Linked DNA regions of Homo sapiens: regions 1 and 2 are each linked to region 3. Evidence: chromatin contacts called from ENCODE Hi-C or POLR2A ChIA-PET data. All regions are on one chromosome and are shown on one strand. The core of a region is the stretch at or near the end of the contact, and the rest is flanking DNA. Distances in the headings are between cores, read along the strand shown.

Evidence for each region. Hi-C counts contacts between places; a loop is a spot of excess contacts on that map. ChIA-PET counts read pairs that join two places held with the same protein, here RNA polymerase II (POLR2A). Pooled maps may share reads with other maps.
Region 1: POLR2A ChIA-PET joins it to region 3 with 11 read pairs in PC-3. The contact joins the enhancer-like site here to the promoter of COX19 in region 3. POLR2A ChIA-PET finds 5 or more read pairs at or near these places in 6 of 52 experiments (A673, Caco-2, PC-3 and 3 more).
Region 2: a loop to region 3 is called in a pooled map, with 10 times the contacts of the local background. The contact joins the promoter of PDGFA here to the promoter of COX19 in region 3. A Hi-C loop is called at or near these places in 4 of 50 pooled maps. POLR2A ChIA-PET finds 5 or more read pairs at or near these places in 3 of 52 experiments (Caco-2, HepG2 and K562).

The regions. Positions count from the first base shown.
Region 1 is chr7:539,588-544,285 of GRCh38, reverse strand. No RefSeq gene overlaps it. Among named protein-coding and RNA genes, the nearest start is that of PRKAR1B-AS2, 20 kb to the left of the region's middle. RefSeq lists enhancers at 3,739-4,680, 4,681-4,698. Within about 2 kb of position 1,250, at least 11 of the 41 ENCODE cell types and tissues checked have a DNase peak (open chromatin) inside an H3K27ac peak, as active enhancers do; they include PC-3 and PC-9, where a contact is called at or near this core.
Region 2 is chr7:516,838-521,512 of GRCh38, reverse strand. It overlaps PDGFA (platelet derived growth factor subunit A), which reads left to right and starts at 1,667. Exons shown (of 6, transcript NM_033023.5): 1 at 1,667-2,574; 2 at 4,023-4,119. The coding sequence starts at 2,512. It overlaps PDGFA-DT (PDGFA divergent transcript), which reads right to left and starts at 1,122. Exons shown (of 3, transcript NR_033963.1): 1 at 1-1,122. RefSeq lists enhancers at 1-109, 1,954-2,875, 3,798-4,675 and silencers at 1,198-1,537, 1,638-1,727, 2,008-2,147, 2,608-2,697, 4,541-4,640.
Region 3 is chr7:972,667-976,886 of GRCh38, reverse strand. It overlaps COX19 (cytochrome c oxidase assembly factor COX19), which reads left to right and starts at 1,338. Exons shown (of 3, transcript NM_001031617.3): 1 at 1,338-1,459; 2 at 3,595-3,706. The coding sequence starts at 1,378. RefSeq lists enhancers at 352-1,232, 1,864-1,933, 1,233-2,115 and silencers at 1,164-1,443, 1,464-1,623.

The DNA of each region.
Region 1 (4,698 bases), core at 1-2,500, 430 kb after region 3:
GCAGAGGTTGGCCTAGGGCCACCCAGAAGGCAGGTGTAACTGGAAACGCTGCTCCTCGGCCAGCCTGGGCCCCACCTGCCTGTCTGGTGCCACCAGCCAAGTCTCTGACAGACACAGCAGACACTGGGCCCTCGGGTGGGTCCCCAGGACTCGGCCTGGAACCACTGAGAACATCCAGGATGGACAACCTCGCTGGCCTCTGCCCCTTGCTGGCCATGGGGGCAGGGAAACCGCTTCCCCTGGGGCAGGAGGCAGACCAGTGGGGACTCATACACCTGCTGTCCTGACAAAGCACTGGCTCATTTGTTTATCTGTTGATTCATTCATTCATGTTTGTCCATTCATTCCTTTAGCCATTCGTTCATTTCTTCATTCATTAGTTCATTCCTTCATTTGTTCACTCATTCCGATTCCTTTTACAGTCTGAGCCCCTTTCACACATTCCTGGCAGTTGGGAGGTGGCCTAGCTTTCCCCAGAAAGACAGTTTTCCAGAGGCTGGAATTCTAGCCAAAGGATTCCAAGCAGGGTGGACTTTCTGTTGGGTCCAGAAGCCAGCAGGTGACTGTAGGCTCCTGTCACTATTCTAGATGCAGGGGCTTTGCCTGGGGCTGCCCAGCCCTGCCCGATATGGACCCCAAGCCTGGACCTCTCAGGGCCTCAGCTTTCCCGTCTGTAAGATGGGTGTCACGACCCATCCAGGCTGTTGGTGGAATGAGCTAATTACTGGCCGTAAGAGGCTCGGCAGGGGTCCCAGGCTGAACAGTGGCACCGGCCCACGCGCCCTGCTGGGGTGAGCTGGCCTCTGGGGACTGGGCTTGGCCGAGGCCCCTCCAGACCACGGACAGTCCCGGCCTCACCTCCCCTGGCTCAGGGTGGCTGAATCAGCCGGCGGGGGTGACTCACTTTGAGGCCAGGCAGTTTCCTCCCGGGCCCCCCGGCTGCCACGCTGGGGAGACAGGCAGGCCCTGCCATATGGGGCCTGGGACTTGGGGGTGATTTCATGTCTGGAGGTCGGGCCAGGAGGCCCTCGGCAGGGGTGGCTCCGGGATCCTGGGCCCCACCCTTCGGAGCTCCATTCGGCCCCAAGGGCTCTGGCCTAGGAGACTCCCCGGTCCAGATGGGCTGTGGGCCTGCCCTGGCCTCGTCAGAGTCCAGCTCATCCTTGCCCCTTCCAGAGCTACCAGCCACGCTGACCTCTCTCTCCCCTCTTGGGCCGCTCTTGCCTCCTGGAATGTGACCAAATTAGGCGGCTGGTGACTAACTTTCCTACCCGAGCTCCACCTCCAGTTGGTCAAAGGATTTCCCTTCCTCGAGGGTTCCTCTCGTCTGGTTCTAACTTCTCCACCAAGTGCAGGGAGGCCTTCCCCTCACCCCTCAGTCTGGGCCTGCCCCTGGCCTGCTTGGGGGCCACGAAGGCTCTCAGAGGCTGCTCATGGGAACAGCTTTACAGTCAGATCTTGCAGGCACGCAGCGCGTTGTATAATCCACCCATAGGGCTTTCTTCAGCCAGGCAGAAGGTCACTGGGTCGGGTTCCACTGATCCCAGCAGGGGGTCTGCTTGGGGACGGAGCCCCGTGTCACCGCTGGAGACGTCCCTTAGAATTAAGACTGTCAGCCCCTCACCAGCCTCCTTAGCCAAACATTGTTTTCACTTGCGCAGTTGGGGAAATTGACTGTTGTATCTCAGAAATGCACTTGAAAAGGAGCCTGGCGATCCCCGGCCTGGGATGCTGCGGCCCTGCCCGGGCTGGCTGGCGTGCGCTGTGCTGGGTAAAGCAGAGAATTACACGGTCACCTAACGTGCCTCAAACCCTAGTCCCAGCTCTTCCTTGCTGTGTGGCCCCAGGCACGTTCCTTAACTCCTCTGACACTGCTCATCTCTAAAGTGGGGTCATAATGTTTGCCCCGTGGGGTTGGAGGTGAGAGTGAAGCAAGACTGCGCAGGTGAAGCTGGTTGCAGGGGGTTGGAGGTGAGCTGACGCGAGACTGCGCAGGTGAAGCTGGTTGCAGGGGGTTGGAGGTGAGCGTGACGCGAGACTGCGCAGGTGAAGCTGGTTGCAGGGGGTTGGAGGTGAGGGTGAAGCGAGACTGCGCAGGTGAAGCTGGTTGCGTGGGGTTGGAGGTGAGCTGACGCGAGACTGCGCAGGTGAAGCTGGTTGCAGGGGGTTGGAAGTGAGCTGACGCGAGACTGCGCAGGTGAAGCTGGTTGCGTGGGGTTGGGGGTGAGCTGACGCGAGACTGTGTAGGTGGAGCTGGTTGAATGGGGTCTGGTGCAGAGGACATTCACGGCTGTGGAGCTGCTGTCGCGTATGACGTCTCTGTCACACCCAACAGTGATGGGAACTGGGCCCTCCCCACGTCCGGCATGTGCCTCCCGGAGCTTCTGCTGTGTGCGCCATGTCCTTCAGCTCCCAGTGGGCCCGGTGGGCCTGCAGTCATCCTGGAATACTGCCTGCTCCTACTCTTCAAGGCCTCTGCGTGCCCCACCCTGAGCACAGCAGCTGGAAGTGAGGCCTCCTCTCCTATCCTCCTATTACCTAAGCCAAGCGTCTCCCCACCTGTGGCTGGCCCCGAGAACTCCCTGACGAGGGACGCCCAGGTGCCTCTCAGCGGCCCCCAGTTTTGGAAAAGCGGCAAACGTCTCCATGGACGCAGCCTGTCCTGTGGCCCTTCCTCGATCTGTCGGGTGATTGCTGTGTGCATCACACTCCAAAACGTGGTGGCACGAAACAGACGCCTCATGTTCACTACGGATGCTGCCCTGCAGACCTCAGACAGGGCCCGGTGAGTGGCGCTTGTGTGCTCCGTGATGCTTGGGGTCTGGGCTCAGCAGACTCCCTGGGGGTGGGGTAGGGGGCTCAGCGGGCTCCCTGGGTGTCGGGGTGGGTGGGGGCGCTCAGTGGGCTTCCTGTGGGTGGGGTGGGGGTGGGGGGCTCAGCGGGCTCCCTGGGAGTGGGGGAGGGGGCTCAGCAAGCTCCCTGCAGGTGGGGGTGGGGGGCTCAGCGGGCTCCCTGGGGTTGGGTGGGGCGGCGCCTACATCCTGTGTGGCTTGGGCTTCCTCCCAGCATGGTGGCTCTAGTGGAGCTAGATTTCCCTCGAGACGTCTGAGGGCTCCAAAAGCCAGCTGGTTCCAGCCAGCTGTTAGCGTTGGGGACTCGGGCCCTCAGGGAGCCCCTGTTCCAGCAGGCAGGGTGTGAGCTGCGTGGCCATTTGCGACCGAGTCTCAGAGGCCACAGAGCATTGTTTCCAGCACAGTCTGTGGTTGATGATGAGACAGCCTGCCTGGATCCAGGGGGACACAGACCCCCACTTGCTGATGTGAGAGATCAAGGGACTGGTGGTCCTGTTTTCAAACCACCACACCTTCCAGGGTCCAGGAACTCTTGACCCAGGTGAGCTCTGGCTGGGGGTCAGCAGGCATCAAGCTAGTTATGCTGCGCACAACGCCTGATTGGCTGTCTAGTCCCAGGGACAGGCTACGGCGTTCATGATACGGGCACAGGCCGGCTGGTTCCTCTACACCAGAGTGTGTGTCTGGCCACACTGTGCGCCATGCACACAGGGAACACTCAGATGTTGGATGAATGAATGTACGACCAACTCTAAACCCAGACGGGACTCTTGCAGAGGCAGCCTGGGTCAGAAGGAATGGAATCGCTGCGCGGAGGAGCCCCGGAGACCTTAGGCGGGGTGGGGAAACTGAGTCTGGGAGACAGCGGGTCTGGCTGGGGTATCAGAGCTGAGGCTGCAGCCCCGCTGGGCCTCTCACACTTTGCTCCTCCGAACTACCCGAGTGAGAAGGAGTCTTGTCATCTTGCTTTTGGTCTGATTATTGTTGCTGTCAATACAGTAAAGCAAACTTTACACGCTTTAGAAGGACGAGGTCCTGGTCATGTGCTGGTGCTCCTAGGAGCCCACGTTTATATTTTTCTGTAGGCCGAAGAAATCACAACAAGTAACTTTCATGAAGGTAGACAACCCTGGTATCAACTCTCCGCATTGATGGAGAGCAGAGAGGCTGCTCCCACCCCGAGGTGGTGACAGGCCGCTCTGGAGGGGGTGAGGCTTGGCCAGGGACGGGGTGGGGGTGGCCCCTGGGTGCTCTGGGACTGGGGCCTGGGTCCCTGAGATAGGGTGGAGGAGGCCCGTAGGGAGCAGGGGAGCAGGCTGGTTCCACGGACCCCTGCCTTCCTGCTCCCACTCTGGAATCCTCTTGTCCTTGGCTCAGGGTTGGGATCTAGCCTGGGCTTGCCCCACCAGTTTTGCCTGTCACTGGGCCATAAACCCCTCCTGTTTATGGGCCGGGCCACCACCCCACTGGAACCTGGCCAGGCTTCTCCTAGGAGGGCGGGCTCACTCCCTCTGGGAGTCCCCCCACACCACACAGGGCAGCCGCCTGGAGGCCCGATGAGGTGGCTAGAGGTGTGGGTGGCCCTGTGAGCAGTGGGCGGCACCCCTGGGGTGGTGGTGGCTGGAATTCTCAGGCCCCAGGCTCTTCCCGGGCCGTTAGGCCGAGTGCATCCAGGCAGCCCTGCACACCCCCTCACCACCCACCCCACCCCACCCCACCCCACCCCACCCCACCCCACCCCACCCCCGGCGCAGGAGGCCACGTGTCTGTTCACCTCCACGTCTAGGCTCGGAACGCCGGAGAGCAGGGGCGGGGACCCCAGTGTAGGGAGCCTGGGCCTGTGTCC
Region 2 (4,675 bases), core at 418-2,917, 460 kb after region 3:
CCGGGGTCCGGCCTGCGTCCTGGCCCTGCGAGTCCGGCTCTTTCCAGAAGCCATGCAGTGGGTGTCCCCTCCCAAGCCGCAAGTTCCCCCTGGAGGGACAAGGCCTGGCTTTAAGGGGCTCCTCCACGTTTCCAAGGCTCCCCTGGTTCTGTCCCGGTCCCGCTTGGTCCTGACCACCCAGAGGGCATGCTTGACCGCGGGGGTCGTGGTGTGGGGCTGCGGCCAACGGAAGGGAGAGACGTGGGGAGGGGGCCTGCAGGTGTGTGGAAGGGCGCGTGTAGACGCGACCCACTGGGAGCGGAGGGAGAGGCGTCGCTCCCCAAATATTTGGGGGAAGGGGAGAGCCCCCGAAGCGCTCTCCGGATTCGGCCTTTGAAATGCTAGAGCTGGCCTAGCTGGGGATGAAAGACCGCCCGCGGGGCTGCGCCTTAACGGCCTTTGTCTGGAGGGAGGGCGACCGCGACGGGGGCAGGGGTTTAATCGACAGGGTTGGGGGTGACGGCTGGGCCGGGCGGGATTCTCCGCTGCTCACCCAAGGAAGCGTCTCCTGGGCTCCAGGGGCCTAGGCCGTCTAGCCTCGGGGTCTGCACAGCACGCCACCCCGCTGGACCCGGTACCAGGACGCGTAGACCCCCTGGCAGGGCACTGACGAGCACCTGGACCTGTAGTCAGGGTCCAATCCCTCCTGGTCTAGGGAGGCGAAATCCATCCAGCCCAGGCGCACCCGCCCTTTCTCGGCGTGGGAGCCGTCTAGCCACGCTCAGACCTCGGCCTCCGCGCGCGTTCCTCCCCCGCATCGCGCTCTGAGCTGCGCCTCGGCCGGAGGTGGCGCTCTGTGCGCCCCACGGATCCCGACGCGGGAGGCTCAGAACCCGGGGGACCCTCACCGGTGGCTCCTTTCCCTTCCATCCCCTCGACTTCCCGGCTCAGGGCGCGGCCCTGCCTTCGGCGCGGGAGTGGGGGACTGGGGGGCGCGGGGTCCCAGGGTGGGGACGAGGCGGGCTGCAGGCCCTTTCCCCGACTGGAGCTCGCTCCCAAGTGGAAATGTGGGTGGAGGGTCCTCATTCAGATGCCCCAGGCCTCGGATCCTGGGCGGGGGCGCGTGGCAGCCGCCAGGTGAGTGCCCCAAACCCGCCCCCCTCCTTCCCCAAAGACTGACTCCCCCTCCTTTTATGGAGAGAGGAAGGCTGGGGCCCTGGATCCGAACCGTGGAGAGCGGCCGGAGCGCCGGGGCGGGGGCGGGGACCGGCTCTCTGGCCCTTTTTGGCGCAGCAGCTCTGGGCGCTGCCCGCTGCCGCCGCTGGGGCCCGAGAGAGGCGAGCCGGCGACGGCGGCGCTTCTGCGGCGGCCTCCTCCCTCCCCACCCGGTGCCGCAGGATTGCAGCTGGCACTGGAGGGTGGGCAAGCTCGAGGGAGGGGCGCGGAGCCCCGGCGCGGAGCCGGGCGCGGGGCTTTGATGGATTTAGCTGCTTGCGCGAGCGCGTGTGTGCTCCCTGCCGCGGCGGCGGCGCCCGGGCCCTGCCGGGTCCGCACGAACCCCGAGCGCTTCCGAGGTGCGGGTCCCAGGCCCGGAATCCGGGGGAGGCGGGGGGGGGGGGCGGGGGCGGGGGCGGGGGAGGGGCGCGGCGGCGGCGCTATAACCCTCTCCCCGCCGCCGGCCGGCTCCACACGCGCGCCCTGCGGAGCCCGCCCAACTCCGGCGAGCCGGGCCTGCGCCTACTCCTCCTCCTCCTCTCCCGGCGGCGGCTGCGGCGGAGGCGCCGACTCGGCCTTGCGCCCGCCCTCAGGCCCGCGCGGGCGGCGCAGCGAGGCCCCGGGCGGCGGGTGGTGGCTGCCAGGCGGCTCGGCCGCGGGCGCTGCCCGGCCCCGGCGAGCGGAGGGCGGAGCGCGGCGCCGGAGCCGAGGGCGCGCCGCGGAGGGGGTGCTGGGCCGCGCTGTGCCCGGCCGGGCGGCGGCTGCAAGAGGAGGCCGGAGGCGAGCGCGGGGCCGGCGGTGGGCGCGCAGGGCGGCTCGCAGCTCGCAGCCGGGGCCGGGCCAGGCGTCCAGGCAGGTGATCGGTGTGGCGGCGGCGGCGGCGGCGGCCCCAGACTCCCTCCGGAGTTCTTCTTGGGGCTGATGTCCGCAAATATGCAGAATTACCGGCCGGGTCGCTCCTGAAGCCAGCGCGGGGAGCGAGCGCGGCGGCGGCCAGCACCGGGAACGCACCGAGGAAGAAGCCCAGCCCCCGCCCTCCGCCCCTTCCGTCCCCACCCCCTACCCGGCGGCCCAGGAGGCTCCCCGCGCTGCGGGCGCGCACTCCCTGTTTCTCCTCCTCCTGGCTGGCGCTGCCTGCCTCTCCGCACTCACTGCTCGCGCCGGGCGCGCTCCGCCAGCTCCGTGCTCCCCGCGCCACCCTCCTCCGGGCCGCGCTCCCTAAGGGATGGTACTGAATTTCGCCGCCACAGGAGACCGGCTGGAGCGCCCGCCCCGCGGCCTCGCCTCTCCTCCGAGCAGCCAGCGCCTCGGGACGCGATGAGGACCTTGGCTTGCCTGCTGCTCCTCGGCTGCGGATACCTCGCCCATGTTCTGGCCGAGGTTGGTGCCGCCCCCGCGCCCCGTCCCTGCGCCGGCTCCTCCGGCGCACACCCCCCGCCGGCTGGGGCGCCACGGGCTCTGCAGAGAGCGTTTTGGTTCCTGCCAGGGTGGTCGATGTTTAGATTTTCCCAACTGGGTTCTATTTTCTGCCATGCCTAAGTGTGTGTGGGGAGTTTCCAGCGTGTTGCGTCGGTCGCTCTGCCTCGGGGGGACCGGGGAGCAGCGAGGTGGACGAGTGGGCAGAAACTTCGGGGGGCGCAGTGTCCTCTCCGGGGAAGGGGAGCTGGGGCGCAGCGGGCGCTGCAGCAGCGGGGTGCGGGGAGCGGGGAAGGGGGTGTGTGTGAGCCGGCGGAGCCTGGGGAGGAGAGAAGGGCGGCGGATAAATAGGTAGGGGCGGCTGCTGCGGAAGCCCCTGGCCGGGCAGGGTGGGCAGCGCCAAGCTGCAGCCCTCGGTTCCCAGTCCCCAAGCCCGGCGGGGCTCAGGGCCGGCGCAGTCCCGCCCGCCCGGGCCTGCTTACAGGTGGCTGAGCGAGGCGAGCTGGGGCTGGGCCAGGCGTCCGCACCCTCCCACCGCGGCGTCCCCGCCCCCCCATCCCCATCCCCATCCCCATCCCCGGGAGCTTTGCTGTGATGAATGACTTTCCACAGCCCCCGTCGTGGGAACTTAGTGCTTCAGGCTCCCCAGCGACCCCCGACTCTCCTTAAAAATCGGGGAGGGGAGTGGGGGAGGCCAGAGGTGAGGGTGGTCTCCGCAGGGCACGGAGAGCTGCGCGAGGTGGAAGTTTAACCCTCGCTTTCCCTGGAGGCTTCTTCTCCCGGCCGCCGGCTGGATTTGGGCGTCTTAGTCGGCGCTAGGGCCGCGGCTGGGCCGGAGCCCGGGGTGGGGCGAGTGTGTGAGTGAGATGTGTGTGCGCGTGTGTGTGTCTGCGCGCGCGTGCGTGTGTTTGTGAGACGGAGAGACCTCTCCACGGGTTCGGCCCGGGATTCCGGGGCGTGAAATTTAAGCCCTGCCTGGATTAAAGTGTTAGGGCTGCCGTGACTCTCGCCGACCCGTGACGCATTTTAACTTGATCTTTCTAGATGTTGATCTCACTATTAAATCAGAAACTTTCGGCCCCCTCGCTGCCCCCTAGACCTTCTGTAACTGACACCCCGGGTGGAGGGGCCGGAGTGCGGGGGCTTTTGTCTGAAAATATAAAGGGGGGGGGGCTTTGATTTTGCAAAGGGCGGAACATGGATGCGGGTGGAGAATTTGGGGTCTCTTCCAGCCCCACCCCCGGCTTCTGGTTCCAGGGCCGGGGCGAGGGCTCCGCGGGGGCTGGGGCGGGGACTGCGGCCGGCGCTCGCGGGGTCTCCTCGGGCCCGGGGCGGCGGCGCTCCTGGCGGCCGGGGGCGCGTGCCGGCGGGGTCGGGGCCGCGGGCGCTGACCGTGTGGCCTCTGCTTGCAGGAAGCCGAGATCCCCCGCGAGGTGATCGAGAGGCTGGCCCGCAGTCAGATCCACAGCATCCGGGACCTCCAGCGACTCCTGGAGATAGACTCCGTAGGTAAATCGCGCCCCTTCCCTCCGCGCGCGGGGAGGGCGCGGGCGGGCGGCCTGTGCGCCCCGAGCTGGGGCCGGGCGGGGCGCCGCGCAGGAGCGCACCGAAAGGTCAGAATCCAATCCCCAGCCATAAGCGCCCGGGCGGATGAGTCAGGAGTTTCTCTTCCAGTCTCCACTTTCTCTCCCAGCGGCGGCCGAGGGCTGCTCGCTCGCCCCGGGATTGTTTTCGCCTTTAAGGAAAACGCCGCGTGTGTCACACAAAGTTCAGCCGCGGCCTCCGCCAGGTGTGCGGGCCCCGCGCCTGCCCTCGGGCCGGGGGAGCGGCAGGATCCGGCCCAGACCCTGGGCGCAGAGCCCTGGCCCGTGCGCCGGGCGGGCAGCCCGCGGAGCGAGGCCCCAAGGGCAGGCGCGGCTCCCGGTCCGACGGGCGGGCGGGCGGAGGCGGCCCCCGGGTCAGGGCCCGGCCCCCTCTGTAATCCCTGCGAGCTGGTGCCGCGTTCTTGCCGCAGGGCTGGGCCTCTGTGGCTGCAGAAGCCGGTGTCTTTCTGTTTTCACGACCC
Region 3 (4,220 bases), core at 89-2,588:
TGTAATCCCAGCTACTCTGGAGGCTGAGGCAGGAGAATCTCTTGAACTCGGGAAGTGGAGGTTGCGGTGAGCCGAGATCGTACCACTGCACGCCCGTCTAGGTTACAAAGTGAGACTCTGTGTTGAAAAAAAATATATTAGCTTAGCTGGGTGTGTTGGTGGCGCCTGTAATCCCAGCTACTCGGGAGGCTGAGGCAGGAGAATTGCTTTAACCTGGGAGGTGGAGGTTGCAATGAGCCAGGATCGAGCCACTGTACTCCAGCCTGGGCAACAAGAGAGAGACTCCGTTTTAAAAAACAAAACAAAGAAATAGGGTTGCTGCTGATATAATTAGTTAAGATGAAGTTATTGGGACGGCCCCTAACCCAACATGACTGCTATCCTTATAAAAAGAGGAAATTTAGGTTGGGCATGGTGGCTCATGCCTATAATCCCGGCATTTAGGGAGGCTGAGGCAGGAGGATTGCCTGAGCCCAGGAGTTAAGGACCAGCCTGGGCAACATAGGGAGACTCCATCTCTACGAAAAATAGAAAAATTAGCCTGGTGTGGTGGTGTGTGCCTGTGGTCGCAGCTACTCAGGAGGCTGGGGTGAGAGGATCGCTGAGCCCAGGAGGTCGAGGCTGCAGTGAGTCGTGATCATGCCACTGCACTCTAGTCTGGGCAACAGAGCAATACCCTGTCTCAAATAAATAAATAAAAATAGTAAATTTGGACATGCGCAGGACACCATGGGAACGTAGGGGCCGAGACCAGGTGGTGCTTCTGCAAGCCAAGGAACCTCACAGGCTGGCGGCCCCCAGAAGCTGGGAGGCTGGGACTGTCCCCAGGGCCCCCACTCTGCCCACTGCTTGGACTCCAGACCCCAGGACTGAGAGCACATTCCTGTTGTTGAAGCTGCTCGGTGGTGTCACCTGGCTCCAGCAGCCGCAGGCAGCGAGTCCACAGGCTCTCCTGTCCCTCCTGTGCCGCCTTCCTCCCCGGATGGGCCCCGTGATGAGGTCTCTGTGCGATGGGGAAACCGAGGCCCCAGCAGACACCTGGGATGCAGAGACGCCGGCACCGCTATGTGTCCTCGGGCAATTCGCTGAACCTTTCTGGGCCTCGGTTTCTCACCAATTCCAAAAGCTGATTCTGCTACCGACTGCTGTGAGGGTCCCAGGGGACGGGAAAGCCCGGGCAGCGCCCACCGGGGCTCAGGAGCTTGCTGACTCCGAGGGGGTGGGGCCGGGCCTGGGCAAGGGGTGGGGCCGGGCCTGGGCAAGGGGCGGGGACGGGGCCTGCTCGACGTGCTCGGCGCTCCCGGGGTGCCTGCTCGGCGCTCCGCCGGCCGCCCTGCGTACGCTCGCAAGGCGCTCGCAGACTCCGGAGTCGCCAACATGTCGACCGCCATGAATTTCGGGACCAAGAGCTTCCAGCCGCGGCCCCCGGACAAGGGCAGCTTCCCGCTGGATCACTTAGGTGAGCGGCGGAAGGTCGGCGGGCAGGGGTCTGCGATGGGGGGTCTGGGTCGCGGCCCAGCGCGGAGCCCTATGGGGTGCCGGCATCTAGCGCGGTGCAGGCGGGGAAACTGAGGCACGGCGGCCCGCCCCTCCGCCCCACCCAGCCCTGGGTCACTGCTGCGGCATGGACCCTGCAGGTGGGAGCTGGCAGGACCGTGGCCCCCGTGACGAGGGCAGCGACACCGACTCCTTGCGTCAGGCTTCCGGGTCTCCGGCTCCGCCCTGACTCACCCGGCGGGCTGTCTGTGCCCCGGGTTTGCAGAGCGGGGCATTCGGCGGCCACGAAGCCCGCAGCTGCAGCCGAGGCTTAGACGGTGCCTAGCGATGTCTGCTGCAAAGCTCAAAAGTGCTGCTGATCTCCCAGTGCTTCTGGCCGTATTCCGGTGGGGTTGCCTCCGTGGACATGAAGGCTTCGAAAAAGGATCTGTGGGCCGGGCGCGGTGGCTCATGCCTGTGATCCCAGCCCTTTGGGAGGCCGAGGTGGGCGGATCATTTAAGATCAGGAGTTCGAGACCAGCCTGCCCAACATGGGGAAACCCCGTCTCTACTAAAAATACAAAAATTAGTTGGGTGTGATGTGGCTCGCCTGTAGTCCCAGCTACTCGGGAGGCTGAGGCAGGAGAATCGCTTGAACCGGGAGACGGAGGTTGCAGTGAGCCGAGATCGGGCCACTGCACTGCAGCTTGGGCGACAGAGTGAGACAACGTCTCAAAAAAAAAAAGAAAGAAAAGAAAAGAAAAACGATCTGTGAATTACTGTTTCTTTCCCAACATTTTATTGTGACATTTTCAAATAGCAAAAATGAAAGAATTTTTACCCTGAACTCTCCTGTGACCATCACCTACATTGCACCTTAACCTCGTACTGGGCTGACTTTACCTCGTTGTGGGTTTTTTCCATTGTTGTTTTCAGCATGTTTATGAAGGAAACAAGTTTGGGTTTGATTGTTTTTGTTTTGAGACACGGTCTCACTCTGTTGCTTAGGCTGGAGTGCAGTGGTGCAATCATAGCTCACTGAAGCCTCGGCCTCCTTCCTTTCTGGACTCAGGGGAGTCTCCCGTCTCATCCTCTAGAGTAGCTGGGACTATAGGTGTGCAGCGCCACACCCAGCTAATTTTTTTTTTTTTTTTTTTTTTAGAGATGGGGTTTCCCCATGTTGCCCAGGCTGGATTATTTATTTATTTATTTTTGAAATGGACTCTCACTGTGTCGCCCAGGCTGGAGTGCAGTGGTGTGATCTCGACTCACTGCAACCTCCTCCTCCCGGGTTCAAGCGATTCTCCTGTCTCAGCCTCTAGAGTAGCTGGGACTATAGGTGTGCAACACCACACCCAGCTAATTATTATTGTTTTTTTATTTTTTATTTTAAAGATGGAGTTTCCCCATGTTGACCAGGCTGGATCATTTATTTATTTATTTTTGAAATGGAGTCTCACTCTGTCACCCAGGCTGGAGTGCAGTGGTGTGATCTCGACTCGCTGCAACCTCCGCTTCCTGGGTTCAAGCAATTCTCCTGCCTCAGCCTCCCGAGTAGCTGGGACTACAGACACCCGCCACCATGCCCGGCTAATTTTTGTATTTTTAATAGAGATGGGGTTTCACCAAGTTGGCCGAGCTGGTCTTGAACTCCTGACCTCAGGTGATCCGCCCACCTCTGCCTCCCAAAGTGCTAGGATTACAGGCGTGAGCCACCGTGCCCAGCCTGGATTATTTTTAGGAGACAAGGTCTTGATCTGTTGCCCAGGCTGGAGTGCAGTGGTGTGATCAAGCTCACTGCAGCCTCGAAATCCTTTGCTCAAGCGATCTTCCTGCCTCAGCCTCCTGAGTAGCTGGAACCACAGACGTGCGCCACACCTAGCTAACTTTTAAGGTTTTTTTTGGTAGAGATGGGGGTCTCACTGTGTTGCCCAGGCTGGTCTCAAACTCCTGGGGTCAGGTGATCCTCTCAGAGTGCTGGGATTACAGGTGTGAACCACTGCGCCCGGCCTGAGGAAACAAGTTTTGAAAGGAAAAGCAGCGCAGCTCTTAAGGCTGTTGTGTGGTTGCATCACTTTTCACTCTGAAAAGAACATGCTGTTTTCTTTCTCGTTCTAGGTGAATGTAAAAGCTTTAAAGAGAAATTCATGAAGTGTCTTCATAACAATAATTTTGAAAATGCTTTGTGCAGAAAGGAATCAAAAGAATATTTAGAATGCAGGATGGAGAGGTGAGTACAGCTAAGCGTTATGATTTCCACCTCCCACTACTCCAATTAAAACTTTTTTTTTCCTGAAAGGCCATTACAGTGTGTCTTTTTCAGGCCTGGGATTCAGCTTGTGTTTTTCAGGACTGTGGAATTGTTTGCCCTTGAAATGGAGGCTTATCAGATGAAATTGTACCAAAAGCTGTTTCACAATCTTGGGAACCTCTTCTTGAGCGATAGCGTTATACATGATTGCATTCCTGAGAGCATTTTCTTTCCACATTTGGTTGCTACCGACCTGTCATTAAGGTTTCCAAATCGTGCATCATAATGCTGACTGAGTCAAAAGACCGAAGGTCGTGGGTACACAGTTTCTTTCTTTTGCATTCTCAGATGTTAAAAATATGCACTGGGTTGTTTTGCTCCACTTTGAGTTGTTGGGAATGTGACAGGGAGGACAATAGACTATTTAAGAAATGATGAAAGATGAATGATTCTTCCTGTCGTAACCAGAACTCACCAACGCTCACTTTTAAAC